Linked DNA regions of Mus musculus: region 1 is linked to region 2. The links are chromatin contacts, found by Hi-C or POLR2A ChIA-PET in ENCODE. All regions are on one chromosome and are shown on one strand. The core of a region is the stretch at or near the end of the contact, and the rest is flanking DNA. Distances in the headings are between cores, read along the strand shown.

Region 1 (2,700 bases), core at 96-2,595, 760 kb before region 2:
CTCTTGCCTACAGATGTTATAGATCCCTCTTCAGAGAGGTGGGGTCGGGGTGTTGCAGCAAGACAAGACACTACAGATAACACAGCCAGAGACACTTACATCCGTGATGCTCTGGACAATTTCAAAGCTGCTCACATTATCATCCCACTTCTCCCGGAGGCCCGAAGCAACTGGCTTTATGCAATCCCACACCTCTTCTGGTGTCCCACACAGAATCCCTTCTCCTCGGTACCTAGAATGGAGAGGAATTTGATCCACCGAGTCAATTAAACTTGTTTATCTTAGGATTTTATCTCAGGTCTATTACATTTTTGTTCTGGTTCTAGGACTTGCTGACAGAAAACGGCCTAAAATATGCTAGCCCATCTCCCCTCTAGCCTGCATAAACAAACAGGTACAAAGTCCTCACAGAACACAGCTTGCTAGAAACGATTCAAAACACAAGCTAATGCTTTTCTGGAAGGTAACTAGTGATCACAGAAGGCTGGGGCGGATTGGTATCTTTCATGATGCAACCCCAGAGACACCAGGACGGGAGTAAGGTTCTGACAGACTTTGTTAAAAGTGCGCACTTACAGATTCCCTGGAAACTCCTCAGATGGCCTCCAGGAAATTGAAACTCCATTCTGTCAAAAGGCATAGGATTGTAGAATTTTAGAGCTAGAGGAAGTCTTGGAGAGGAGATCTCAAGACTTGATTCCCCAAGGTCACCCAACCTGTTCCTGGCACAGTTGGGGTAACTGCCCCCTACTGCAGGCGATGAGCAGAGCGATCCTGGCTGGCTGATTCCTGGAGCTGTGGGAGTCTCTCCAGTCGCCTTAATGCCACCAAGAACTTTTTGTTTTCTCAAGCAATTTAAGGCTTTTTTTTTTTTTTTTTTTTTTTTAAATCAGAAGCGCCAAGGAAGGAAACTATTTCCCTGTCACTCCCTGGGAGAGGGATTGTGCAACAATGAACGGAGGAAAGACTTGGTACTTGGAGTTTCAGATCCAATCCTAACCTCCTAGCAGTCAGATGACCTTGAGTGGGTTTCGAAATGAAAGGGGCAGAGACCTCCAGGAGTCCCAGAGAGCATCAACCCGCAGTGGAATCAGTTTCTCAACCCACCTCTGGGGTCCAGGGTGCGGATAATCTCGGGGAGAGGAGAAGCCTAGGAGTTTGGAGGACTCCAAACCCTGCGAGCAGTCTCCAGACCCCTTTTCCCGCCCAGTCCCTCACTCACGCCTTCCCGACACTTCTTCCAGCCCGACGCGTCCCGCCGGTACCGGAGCACCTTCTCTGCCACCGCCTCACTCTCTTGCGTGGCCCAGGACGGGTCCATTCCGCCAACGTGCAGGCTCCCAGCTGTGCCACACAGGTTCTGCTGGGAGGAAAGCTGGGCCTTGGGCGGAGCCTGGAGCCCCGCCCCGAGCTCCGCCTCTCTTTCTGAATTGGTTTTCGCTCTCAGACAATTCCGTCCTTTCTTGATATTGGCCCGCCCTGCGCAGTAAGCGTCATCTCTGGGCGGGTCTCAGGCAGCTCCTTCTCCGCCACTGCAGGCTTTGGGCAGAGGCAGGAACCAGCTAGCTTAAGGAGTTTGGATGTTTACCCCTTGGTGCTGAGGTGCTTTCGGCCCCCAGTGAAACCGTGCAAACAACTTCGTAGTGGGATTCTGCAGGGTGGCCCGGAGAATGTGGAGGAGCCGGCCGGAGGTGGAGGTAGGCAGGAGGGGTACACACCAGTGTCAGTTCAGGAGGCCTGCACAGGAATGTCTGCTTCTGATAACAGAAACCGAAGCGATTCCCAATTTTATTTTATTTTATTTTTCCCCCTTGAGTAGCTAAATGCCTTTTCTGAGTAAAGGAAGAGACAACTTCGAATGGGTGGAGGAAGAAGCTGAAACCAATGTCAGATCTATTTAGTTCTAGACACCCAGGGAGCTCTTGATAGATATACATATCCAGCAGACAGCACTATGCATTGACGCCAGGTGGAGACCTCAGCTTTCCCTTGAGAGATATAATCCAGATTCTGGACATGGAAGCAGGAAGACCACTCATTAAAGGTCTGCCTGGGAAATTTAATGAGGCCAGCAGCTCAAAATAAAAGAAGTAGAAAGAGGGCTAGTGACATAGTGCAATAGTAGCATGCTCACCCAGCATGTGCCCTATCCCAGCATCATTAAATAGGCAAATAAATAAGCAGACTATTGGCAACTTCTGAACACAGAGGCAACCAGGCCCGTGGGAGAGTGTGGACTGGTATCCCCTCTGTAAGAGCAGCCCAGGTTCTCTCCTCTTCAAGCCTATTTCCAACTGATTGTTTGTAACCTCTCCATTATTTCCTCCAAAGACAAGGAAGGATGTGACTTGAAAGTCCCCTTTGGAAGAAAAGAGGGGCTGGCTGGCTGGGAAAGCAATTGGGCACCTGGAGCTCCAGTCCCAATATTGACTATGTAGGTTTGGGCAGGACTCTAAACATCTTTGAGATTTTCACAGACGTGAAATGTTATAATAACATGTATCTCCCTGGGCTACTGTGAAGAGTCCATGAAGAAGAGCATGTGAATTCTTCTGAGAGTCATAAAATAGATGGTTCACTCTGCCGTACTTTAAAGGTGAGTAGAATCATAAATGATAATCCGAGATAACGTTGAGATATGGTTTGACTAAAAGTCAACTGTTTGGCTCTTTAAACAAGGCTTTAAATTGTTAAGAACTG
Region 2 (2,700 bases), core at 87-2,586:
AGCCCGCGCCCAAGGCAGCTGGGCAGCAGAACACGCGACCAGAGAAAGGGGGCGTCTCCCTCGCTGACCCCGAACCGCGCTAGGAGCTGGACCGCCGGTTCTGTCCTCGAAACGCTCGAGGAATAAATAGCCCATTGGCTGCCTGGCCCTCCCCCGGTAACTGCAGTCGTCCCAAGCAAAGCGCAGAACCCCAGAAAAGTCATCTAGGGGGATGCTGCTGGTATCCAACTGAGCACACTGATTGCCTTGAAGACCAGGGGCTCCCGGGAAGCCGCGATCCCTAGACTCTGGAGGACTAGGGGTGGGGTTAAGAGAATGGCAGTCCTGGGACCCATTGTTCCTTCCCTGGACTCTATTCCATTCCGCTTTGCAGAAATCCCGAATCCTCATCCCTTCGGACGACCCCCCCCCATACTGCCCCCTCCCAAAGGACCACCAGAGGTCCCCTCCCCCAGTATATTATATTTTAAACATCTTTCCTAGAGTGGACTAAGTCTGGAGCACTAGAGGAAAAGGCAGTGATTTTAGCAGGAGAAAGTGCATCCCGCCGCGGCACTGGCGCCGCTGTGGAAGACAGCCTGCCTGCACTTTCTTTGTCTAGTGCGCCGGCCCATCGCGCGGCTCTTCCTCCCTCCCCAAGGCTCCCCCGCGCCACAGCTCCCGTTCCTGCACCCGCCCTCACAGTGAGGCGGTGGCGGAGATCCTACACACCCCTCCGGTCCCCATCCCTGCCGGACCCACCTTGCCTCCCTACGATCTCCGCGACGTGTTCGGAACTGGGTACCGGCACGCACTCGGTCATGTTCACGCTCTTCTTGCGCGGTTCGCTGTCGTACAAAGAGGCGCCCTCATCACTGTCCAGTCCCAACAGGGAGAGCTGATCGAGCGCAAGCTGCAGGGCTCTTTGGTCATCCAGAGTCTCTCCCCCGCCGCTGCCACCGCCGCCTCCCCCGCCGCCGCCTCCCCCGCCGCCGCCGCTGCCGTTGCGCTCCAGGTCTGCAAACAGCGAGCTGGGCATCGCTCCGCCGTGCGCGCCGCGCCCCAGCCGGCTCTCTGCTCGGCAGCTAGAAGGTGCAGCCACAAAGGCAGCCGGGAAGCCGGCAGTCAGGGGCGGGGAGGCCGGTCGGCTGCGGAGGGCTCCGTGGCTCGTTTTTCGGCGCTCGGAGGAGTGGGTCTCTGCGTGCAATCCGCACCGGGCAGTGGCTGCAAGAGCCCCCGCCTGGGTCCCCACCCCAGATCTGCTGGCGGTTGGGGTGGGGGCAGAGCTCGAGCGGCGGCCGCGCGTGCCCCCCGAGTGCCCGGCTGGCTGGCCACAATGCCGAGCGCAAAGCGAACAGGCGAGCGACAGCAGCGTTTCTTTAAGGAGCCCCTCCCCGGCTCCTCCACTCCCTCCCTCCCTCCCTCCCGCCCGCCCTCACTCAGCGCTTTTTCCTCCTCTCCTACCCGCCTCTTGACTGAGCCTCTGCAGCCAGACGGCTCCGGAGGGGGACGAGGGAGGCGCAACGTCACCGGCGGGAGCTGACACTACAATGCTACTGACACTATCGCTGGGGGAGGCGATTGGCGCGCGCCAGGCCGGGGGCGGGCGGAGGCCGGGGCTGAGAGAGCGGAGCCAGCGCCACCCCCATCGAGCTCGCCGCAGCCCGCCCCGGCCTCCTCCCGGCCGCGCCCCTCCCCCGCCGCCGCCGCGAACGCCTCTCTTTGTTGTCTAATGCGGGACCGGCTGGCTCGGGACATTTATATGTACCTATCAGCCGAGGACAACCACTGTCCTCAAGTCTCTTTCCTCTCCAGGTTGAGAAGAAAAGGCGCCCAACTGTGATGCCAGCCGCCAAGCTCCAAAGAGCGGTCCTTCTAAAGTCCCGTTACTGCCCCCAAATAAAGCATCCCTGGAGCCGACGCGACCACTAGGTGGACGGTATACTGTACAAGGTATCTGTACCACAGGGCGGCCCAACCCTGGGACGCGGAACCAAAGGCTCGAGATCCTGGGCCCCATTGGTATTGTGACTGCTGGGCGCGAGCTGCCCACCTGCGCGGGAGCGCACGCCACACAAAAGACACGCCCGCCCACACTGCCACTCGCGCGCGCGCTCACATTTCCGTCCCCTTGGGTAGCACTTTGCCCAAGTGGCCCTGAAAGAACGAATGCCAAAACCAGAAACCGGTTGCAGAAAGGGCCCGACCCGCACCGCTGCAGGTGACCTCTAGGGTCCCGCACATGCCTGGCGCGCGGACTGAGACCCCGCGGGCTCCCACACGCGCACGAGCGCCGCGCGCCCACTGCCGGGACGCCAGCCCTACACTGCCCGGGAACAGTGAGGGCGTGCGCGCCCGCCGCTCCCAGGCCCGCCCCTCCCTGCGGTCAGGCATGCGCAGTGCCTGAGAGGAGCCCAGAGCGCGCCGGCCCCGCCCTCCGCCCAGCCCGGCCCCGCCGGGAGGTGTGTGGTCGGGCCTGGCGCTCTTTGTGCGCTTCTCGGGTTGGGGGAGGCGGCGGAGGAAGGGTGCGACAGGACTAGCGGGCGGCCAAGGCGAACTGCGCCCCCTCCTGGCTTCTCCACCGATAGCCTCCGAGCGCAAGCGAAAAGAAAGGAGGTTTTGAGGGGCGGGCCGGGGCGGGGTTCGGGCCTCGGCGCATCTCCCTCCTGCGAGAGGAGGACGCCCCTTCCCTGCTCAAAGCGCATCCGCTTCTCCGTCCTT

Evidence for each region. A loop is a pair of places that touch in the nucleus more often than their neighbours do. ChIA-PET counts read pairs that join two places held with the same protein, here RNA polymerase II (POLR2A).
Region 1: a loop to region 2 is called in a map of heart, with 2.9 times the contacts of the local background. The contact joins the promoter of Stard5 here to the promoter of Mex3b in region 2. A Hi-C loop is called at or near these places in 5 of 37 maps with a recorded cell type or tissue (T-helper 17 cell, heart and regulatory T cell). POLR2A ChIA-PET finds 5 or more read pairs at or near these places in 1 of 5 experiments (Patski).

Annotation. Positions count from the first base shown.
Region 1 is chr7:83,630,662-83,633,361 of GRCm38, reverse strand. It overlaps Stard5 (StAR-related lipid transfer (START) domain containing 5), which reads right to left and starts at 1,345. Exons shown (of 6, transcript NM_023377.4): 1 at 1,223-1,345; 2 at 577-626; 3 at 100-232. The coding sequence starts at 1,321. Gm16638 (predicted gene, 16638) reads left to right here and starts at 1,521. Exons shown (of 4, transcript NR_166697.1): 1 at 1,521-2,596.
Region 2 is chr7:82,865,969-82,868,668 of GRCm38, reverse strand. It overlaps Mex3b (mex3 RNA binding family member B), which reads right to left and starts at 1,336. Exons shown (of 2, transcript NM_175366.3): 1 at 742-1,336. The coding sequence starts at 1,018. It overlaps Gm36584 (a long non-coding RNA gene), which reads left to right and starts at 1,373. Exons shown (of 5, transcript XR_003946820.1): 1 at 1,373-2,700.